Regions from separate parts of the Homo sapiens genome. Here region 2 is linked to region 1. The links are chromatin contacts, found by Hi-C or POLR2A ChIA-PET in ENCODE. All regions are on one chromosome and are shown on one strand. Each heading gives the region's core, a stretch centred on a gene start or an enhancer-like site at or near the end of the contact. The rest is flanking DNA. Distances are from core to core; before and after follow the strand shown.

Region 1 (4,424 bases), core at 700-3,199:
CAGGTACAATAGTAAGTAGGTCACTTGCTCTCTAGGATTCAAAGAATATGGGCCTGCATTACTCTGTTTCTGCCCTGAACAGGAAAGTTAAAAGGAAACACTGCACAACAAGAAAATCCACAGCACACAGCTATTTAAGCAGCTGTGGCTTGGGGGTCAGGTCTATCACTGAAAGCTTTATAGATAATCTTCAAAACTAATTTGACCCACAAAAGTAAAACCAACTGGGCTTTCCCAAAAAATCTGCAAAAACCATATTCATAGTATCACCCTCCCTTCCAGATAATTTATAGTCAGAAATTGAACCCAAGAATAAATGCCCTAGAAATATTTTTTTAAATAGCCTAAATTTGACTGTCAAATCATGTTCCTTCTCCATGTTTTTTTTCAGTGTCTAATCTGGTCCTACTCCTACCCCCAAATAATTTTCCAGGGGTCCCAGGGGTGCCCCATGCTCTACACACCTTCTTTTTTTTTTTTTTTTTTTGAGATGGAGTTTCGCTCTTGTTACCCAGGCTGGAGTGCGATGGCACAATCTTGGCTCACTGCAACTTCCGCCTCCCGAGTTCAAGCAATTCCCCTGTCTCAGCCTCCCAAGTAGCTGGGATTACAAGCATGCACCACCACGCCCGGCTAATTTTGTGTTTGTAGTAGAGACGGGGTTTCTCCATGTTGGTCAGGCTGGTCTCAAACTCCTGACCCCAGATGATCCGCCTGCCTCGGCCTCCCAAAGTGCTGGGATTACAGGTGTGAGCCACCGCACCCGGTCCTACATCTTCTTGGATGCTATCTGCCACACAAAATAGAATAAGAGCTAGAAGGGACCTGACAGGAATACAGCTACTTCTATAGATAAGGAAAACTTGGTCCTGAAACAAACTCACCAAGGCTACAGCTTGCTAGTCCCAATATTGTAATTCCACCCCCCAGTGTCCCATCCCTCTAGGTCTCATCAGGTCATTCATTTTCACTAGAAGTAAGTGTAGGTCAAAGCAACTGGATTCATTACTACTCCTCTCAGAAAACAACTAACAAGGGGTTTTGGTTGAGAAATTTCAGAAAAAAACTGGTTGGTTGGTGGGGAACAATTTTGAACGATGGGTACTTTCCATGTCCTCAAATCACATTCTGCCTGTAAATAAATCACACTTCAAAAATACAAACATAAGAACTGATCTGTAGTGACCCGCTTATTGGCAACTGTAAAGAATGTAAGCTGCATGAGGAGAGAAACTCTGTTTTATTCACATCTGTATTTCCAGTATGTAGAATAGAAGCTGGCACTGAATAGCAGCTCAACAGCAAATATTCGTTAAATGAACAAAATGAAGAAAGCATCCCTCTTTTCTTCTCTCTATAGTCCATCCCCACCCCCATTTTGTTCTCTTAAGGTCTAGTTTCCTTAATCAAAACTATGTTCTGAGGTAAATATCTACCTGTCATTTATACTTTCGTAGCCTTTAAGTCACTGCTTGGAGTGTTTGGAATTTCAGTTTCACATCTAACAAAAGGCTTTGAACCCCCATCGCAGGTCTCCAGTCTCAGCCAACAATGGAAGGCCTTTGTGGCCAGGCCTTTCTGCACATATGGCCAAGATTTGGATTCTTTGGAAGAATAGCAAACTATTCATTGGAACAGCTCCCTTCCCCAGTGACCTCTTGATTCCCTCCTGTGGCTCTCCTTAGCCTTCATATCCTTGTAAAGTAATCTAAAACCCTATCTTCCTGCTGTCTTTATCTTCCTTTCTCAGCTGTCAAAACCTGGAAGACATGCTGCTGTTGCATATTTAGCCTCAACTATATTGTTTAATAAATGCCAAGTTGCCAGTTTCTCACACTCCACTCTATGAAGCCAGAACACCTCACCTTACTGAGTTAACCAGGAACCCATGCTCACCCTATAATACACTAGGGGGTGCTGTTGCTATATCCAGACCCAGTTGCTGTAGCCCGACTGGAAACAGGAAAAGGAAACAAGGGAGCCTTCAGGGTCCTGAGAGACATTTCTAGATGGGCCACTCTCTGCACAAGCCCTCAGCACAGTTCCTCAGAAGCAAAGAACATTATACCTTACCAAGCCACACAATTCCAGAATGAAGTTCACAAATGGTACAAAAAGAAGGGAGGGCTGAAGATCTCCAAGCGAAAGGCTTTATTGTAAGACTCATTAACATACATGGGCCTACACAATCATATTTATGCCAGCTGCTAGATGTGAATAATTAATGCTCACCCTGCTACCAGTTAAAACTCTGTTTAGACAATCAAGTGGCAAATACTGTCAGGCAGAATCGGATACAACAAATGCAATCATAACAGGCGAGAAATACTTGAGTTTATCACTGATTTTCACAATCATCTTTCCTTGTATGTGATATCTAAGACTTTGGGAATGAAAGTTTTATATACAAACAAATGAGTATCCACCTCTCTCAGCCCGCGGCTTGGCTGCTGCACAAAGCTTCCAAGCTGCCAGGGAAGCCTCCTTGGCCTCACTTAACTCTTTGCTGAAATGACTGGTAGACCCCATATGACAGAGAAAGCTCTCACATACATCAAAAAGGCTTTTGGCCTTTCAAATTTCTGAATAAGTCATCATGAAAAAAGAAATATTTTGTTGGGTTTGTGGATTTTTTTAAGATAAGTTTTAAAATGTGCATTTTAAAAAAATTATCTGAACGAGACCCTCACCTAACAGTGTGAACGTTAAACATTCCCACACAGAGAAGAATGGATCTCCACCAAGGGAAATATGTCTGGTATTAATCCAAGAAGAAACAATCTAGCTCACCCTCCCTGCCCCACAAGCTAGGGTTTCATACCCTTTGTGGTATGATTTGCAGTACTCCTCACAAAATGCTAGTAAGAACTCATTAATGCTAACAATTGAATTGGAACTATCTTTGGCTCCAAAAGCAACCCAGCCAAGCTAGAAACTTGAAGGATCCCAAAGTAAATCAAGAGGAACTAAGACAAAGGTGCCATTCTAGGGCCAATCTTCACAGAATGGTTTCCCTTTTGCCCTGAATCCCATCCCTAAAAGAGACCGAATCCCAGCTGTAGCTGCATCATACTTTCAAATGAAATGCAAGGCATTTCTGAGCCCAGGTTTTTCCACAACGACTAGATTGACATTTCCACATAAAGCTCTACAAACGAGGATTAATATGTCACACTTAATAAAGAGTCAAGGGAACTTATGGCTCTCAACATAATTTCTGCCTTCAGATACCCAAAAGATACACTCCATCAGCTACCAGGGCTGATTACTTCAGTTACATAACCCAGGCCCACACTAACCTAGAGAGCAGATTACAATGGGGGAGGTTGGTGGGTGTGCTGGAAGGTATCGTTTGAAAAAATCTTAACTCTGAAATAGCTACTCAGAAAAGTCCTTTAGGGGCACTCTGCTCAACTTCATTGGGAATCATTAAGGTTAACATAATCATATACCAAAGAGAGCACACAGATGGTTAACACCAATATATCCATGATCCAAGGTCCTGATAAATGGCAAGTAGTTATTTCCAGTCTTAGTGCTAGAGTATGTAGCTAGGCACACATGAGCAGGGCAGGAGAGGTCCCCCACCACCCCCAATGTCAGGCAATTGTTAAACTGTCTCTCTAAAATAATAAAATAATAAGGATTGGTCACAACCAGTGACAGGGAAAGGCAGTCTCCCAATAGATAAAAAACACCTGAAGCTGGTGATCATGAGCTGGGCAAGTGGGCTCAAGCATTTGCACTAAGAGGCAAATGGCAGAGTTTAACTGATATATGACCTTTCTCTAGGAACACTCAACTGGTAAGACCTCAAATGAGCACGTGCACAACTTCGGCACACACTGCATGTGGCCCCTCCCAAGTGCTGGCAGGCCATTTTGCATATGGACAGCTCACCCCAAGGAAAACTCAAGGGAGGACAGATGCACCCCAGAAGCATGCCACTGTATAAAACCCCAAGTCAAAGGTCACACAGGGCACCTGGATCTCTCAAGTTGCTCATTTGGCCCTCTTCCAAGTGTACTTTACTTCCTTTCGTTCCTGCCCAGAAACTTTTTAACAAATTTTCACTACTGCTCAAAAACTTGCCTCAGTCTCTCACTCTGCCCATGCTCCTTGGATGAATTCTTTCTTTTGAGGAGGCAAGAATCGAGTTAGTGCAGACCTGTATGGATTTGCCACTGCTAACATACTTTGGTGTGTGACTCAGATATGTTCCATAGTGGTAAGACACCTCTATGCCTCACCTTTGGCTGAAGGTGTTCAACTCCCATACATGGTTTCCCTCTCCTCAGTTTCTCTCTCCTGCTTACTAAGCAACCCCCAGAACGAGTCCTCTCAGCCAAAGAGGCTCGGCTCCTCACTGAGCTGATCTCTCAGCTCACCCTGATGGGTGGCTCATGGGGGTGGGAAGGACCTTG
Region 2 (4,288 bases), core at 1,298-3,797, 870 kb after region 1:
TTATGACAGTCCTATTATGTAGTCTACACGAATGACAGTTCTTTATCGTTTACATTTATTTTATGTAAGAATTAATTTTTCAAGATATTGTTAGCTGCTATCATTTAGTAATTTATAAACTGATATGCTTTTTTTAAAACTTGTTCTATATGTAAATAGATTATTATGACATTAGCAGAGGATTTGCTGTGTTCTGCTGCTCAAAACAGTCGCCTTTCAGCTCAGCGCACACAAGCTGGATGGTTGCTGATTTCTGCTCTGATGACATTAGGTAACAGTCTGTAGAAGGTTTACATACCTTGAAATACTTTGTGTTTTCTGAGTGAAATGATTCTTATATGTGATTTGATGAAATGAACTTTTAATACATACCAGAATTTAAATAGCCACACAAACATTTTTCTTGTAGTAGTCACCTTAAAAAGCCTTTTACTTTCGTCATTGCTTAAAACCTTTTGAGATCTCTCTTGATTTTCTCTTCCGGGCTAGATGATAAGCCTCAAGTAGGATAAGCCGAGTTACTAATCATCTTTCAGGCTTAACTCTGAACAACTGTGGCTTTTTCAAAAATCATTGACATCCATCTTCAGAAAAAAACATTTCCACAATATAGGCAAAAGAACATACCCATAGCTTGGGAATCCAGTTCTATAATTGTTTGAGGATTCATAACAGCCAATAAGGTTGCTACATTGAAGGGGATGAATTTTACTTAAATTATATTTATTAAAAAACAGTAATTGTTTTACAGTCATGACTATTTATATCCTCTAAATTTTTGAGACAGGGTCTCACTCTGTCACACGAGCTGGAGTGCAGTGGCATGATCATGGCTCACTGCAGCCTTGACCTCCTGGGCCCAAGTGATCCTCCTACCTAAGCCTCCCAAGTAGCTGGGACCATAGGCATGCAACATCATGCCTGGCTAATTTAAAAAAATTTTTTTTGTAGAGATGGGGTCTCACTATGTTGCCCAGGCTCGTCTCGAACTTGTGGGCTCAAGCAGTCCTTCCGCCTTGGCCTCCCAAAGTGTTGGCATTATAAGCATGAGCCACTGAAAACTTTATTTATTTATTTTTTGCCCAGTCTTATGGTGCTAATGAAACTTAATTTTATTACTCTATCACACCTATATTTTAAGTCTCTGTTGTCATACAAGTTATAGCTAGATATAAAACAACTGGCTGAGGCTGGGCATGGTGGCTCACGCTTGTAATCCCCGCACTTTGGGAGGCTGAGGCGGGTGGATCACTTGAGGTCAGGAGTTCAAGATCAGCCTGGCCAACAAGGTGAAACCCCATCTCTACTAAAATACAAAAATTAGCCGGGCATGGTGGTGCATGCCTGTAGTCCCAGCTACTCGGGAAGCTGAGGCAGGAGAATTGCTTGAACCCAGGAGGTGGAGGTTGCAGTGAAGTGAGATTGCACCACTGCACTCCAGCTTGGGTGACAGAGCAAGACTCCCTCTCAAAATAAAACAAAAAATGAATAGTTCGGGCGCAGTGGCTCACGCCGTAATCCTAGCACTTTGGGAGGCCTAGGCGGGCGGATCATCTGAGGTCAGGAGTTCAAGACCAGCCTGGCCAACAACACGGTGAAATCTTGCTTCTACTAAAAAAAATACAAAAATTAGCCAGACATGGTGGCATGTGCCTGTAGTCCCAGCTACAGGGGAGGCTGAGGCAGGAGAATTGCTTGAACCCAGGAGGCAGAGGTTGCAGTGAGCTGAGATCATGCCACTGCACTCCAGCCTGGGTGACAGAACAAGACTCCGTCTCAAAAAATAAAAATAAAAAATAATAATAAAATAAAGCAACTGACCTGATTTGGCCGATAAATCATTTTGACACCTATAAAGTAATTTGACCTAAAGGAGCTTAAATTAGAATAAACAATCATAAATGAAGAACTACTTTAAGTAGTGTTTTTTTTTTTTGTTTGTTTTTTTTTGAGGTGGAGTCTCACTTTGTCACCCAGGCTGGAGTGCAGTGGCGCGATCTCGGCTCACTGCAAGCTCTACCTCCTGGGTTCATGCCATTCTCCTGCCTCAGCCTCCCGAGTAGCTGGGACTACAGGCGCCCACCACCACACCTGGCTAATTTTTTGTATTTTTTAGTAGAGACGGGGTTTCACCATGTTAGCCAGGATGGCCTCGATGTGCTGACTTCGTGATCCACCTGCCTCGGCCTCCCAAAGCGCTGGGATTACAGGCGTGAGCCACCGCACCTGGCCAAGTAGTGTTCTTAAGATGATTAAAGAGATTTATTGGACTAGATCAAGTTTAGCTTCAAGGAGCCAAATTTGGCCTACTACCAATATTTATTATACAGCCTGTGAGCTAAGAACAGTTTTTATATTTATTAGTGGTTGGGGAAAAAAGATATTTTGTAATACATGAGAATCATGTGAAAGTCACATTTCAGCATTCATAGTTTTATTTGTGTACAACCACACTTGTTTGTGGATTGTCTGTGACCTTTAGGTGTACAGTGGCAGAGTTGAGTAATTGCAACAGGAAGTATGTGGCTCTCAAAGCCTCAAATGTTTACTATCTGCCCCTTTACAGAAAGTGTTTGTTAGACCAAAGCATAGATCATCATTTCACAGTGTGCTGGGAATAATGTAGTCAAGCTTTTATTTGCTTATTGCTGGGTGTTCATGCCTGCCGTATTGAAGTTCCTGGTGAATTAAGGAGGAAATAAACTACCTAATAAATGCATTTTGATAAACAAGAGCTTTTAAAACAAGCTAATTGTGTTGGAGGAAGACAACAAGAAGTCCTTTCTCCTGTACATCATATTTTACGGCATATGCATAATCAGCATACAAAAAGGGATTAAAAGTTTTAATTAAGGTTTTGTTTAATTACTTTGTTTTCTTGGGTTTTATTCATTTTTCTTAACTATTCTTTCCCTTTATTATCTATTTTTATTCTTATTCATTTGCTTATTTATTTTTTGAGACAGGGTCTCACTCTGTCACCCAGGCTGGAGTGCAGTGGTACGATCATGATTCACTGCAGCCTCGACCTCCGCAGGCTCGGGTGATCCACCTGCCTCAGCCTCTTGAGTAGCTGGGACTGTGTGCACCACCCTGCCTGGCTAATTTTTTGTAAAGATGGGGTTTTGTCATGTTGCCCAGGTTGGTCTTAAACTCCTGGACTCAAGCAGGTTACTCCTGGACTTAAGCAATCTGCCTTCCTTGACCTCCCAAAGTTCTGGGACTACAGGAGTGAGCCACTGCACCCAGGCTATTATCAATTTTTAGAGTGCGTTAGTATCATAGCAACTTTCAGGGGGGACCAGTGAGGTTTTTTTTTTAGGTATCATTATGAGCTCATGGAATTTTATATATTTATATGTTTTAATCACTTGCGATCATTATTCCTTTCGATCCTCAAATTGTCTCATCTTTGGTCATTGGGAGTCCCTTCAAGTTGGTTCATTTGTCCTTTTAACGTGAACCTAGTATTCTTTGATAATGTGTTTTTGCATGCAAGATGTCCCAGGTTTTACACTACATTTTCTGCCTTAGGCTTGCCATCAGCCGTTTCTCCAAGGAGCCTTGATTCCTTTTGTAGGAAATGGAATTTTTTTTTTTTTTTTTTTTTTTAAGAGACAGGGTCTCACCATGTTACCCAGGCTGGAGTACAGTGGCACCATCATAGCTCACTGCAGCCTTGAATGCCAGGCTCAAGCAGTCCTCCTGCCTCGGCCTCATGAGTAGCTAGGACTATAGGTTTACACCACTACACTCAGCTAATTTTTAAATTTTTTTTGTAGAGATGGGATCTTGCTGTTTCCCCAGCTGATCTTGAACTCCAGAGCTCAAGTGATCCTCCTGTCTTGCCCTTCCAAAGTGCTTGAATTACAGGCATGGGCCACAGTGCCCAGCTGGGAATGATTTTTAGACAGCAATCTTAGTGCTTTGTTAATTTTTGCTTTGCATTTTAAACATGTCTTCTCTGTTTTTTTCATTCCCTTTACCATTTATAATTTTCTTCATTATTTCACTATGAACTAATGTAAACACAAAACATGTTCATTCCTTGAATGTAAGCTACACACTTAAACCTTTTTTGATACACTTCCCAGTTTATCTGATGCCATATGAAAAAACTTGGATTTATCTCCAGATTCCTCCATATCTTGTCTTTCTGTGGATGGCTCATAAAGTGTGCGTGTATGTGTGTTGTGTTTGCTAGATACATTATAATTATTGTTATTTATTTATTTAAAGAAAGGATCTTGTTCTGTTGCAGTGGCAGTCAGACCATAGCTTGCTGCAG

Evidence for each region. A loop is a pair of places that touch in the nucleus more often than their neighbours do. ChIA-PET counts read pairs that join two places held with the same protein, here RNA polymerase II (POLR2A). Pooled maps may share reads with other maps.
Region 2: a loop to region 1 is called in a pooled map, with 3 times the contacts of the local background. The contact joins two enhancer-like sites. A Hi-C loop is called at or near these places in 4 of 168 maps with a recorded cell type or tissue (A673, IMR-90, endothelial cell of umbilical vein and 1 more) and 3 of 50 pooled maps. POLR2A ChIA-PET finds 5 or more read pairs at or near these places in 1 of 52 experiments (T-cell).

Annotation. Positions count from the first base shown.
Region 1 is chr14:32,249,761-32,254,184 of GRCh38, reverse strand. No RefSeq gene overlaps it. Among named protein-coding and RNA genes, the nearest start is that of RNU6-8, 49 kb to the right of the region's middle. Within about 2 kb of position 1,949, at least 2 of the 41 ENCODE cell types and tissues checked have a DNase peak (open chromatin) inside an H3K27ac peak, as active enhancers do.
Region 2 is chr14:31,376,450-31,380,737 of GRCh38, reverse strand. It overlaps HEATR5A (HEAT repeat containing 5A), which reads left to right. Exons shown (of 36, transcript NM_015473.4): 11 at 160-271. Among named protein-coding and RNA genes, the nearest start is that of HEATR5A, 42 kb to the left of the region's middle. Within about 2 kb of position 2,547, at least 2 of the 41 ENCODE cell types and tissues checked have a DNase peak (open chromatin) inside an H3K27ac peak, as active enhancers do.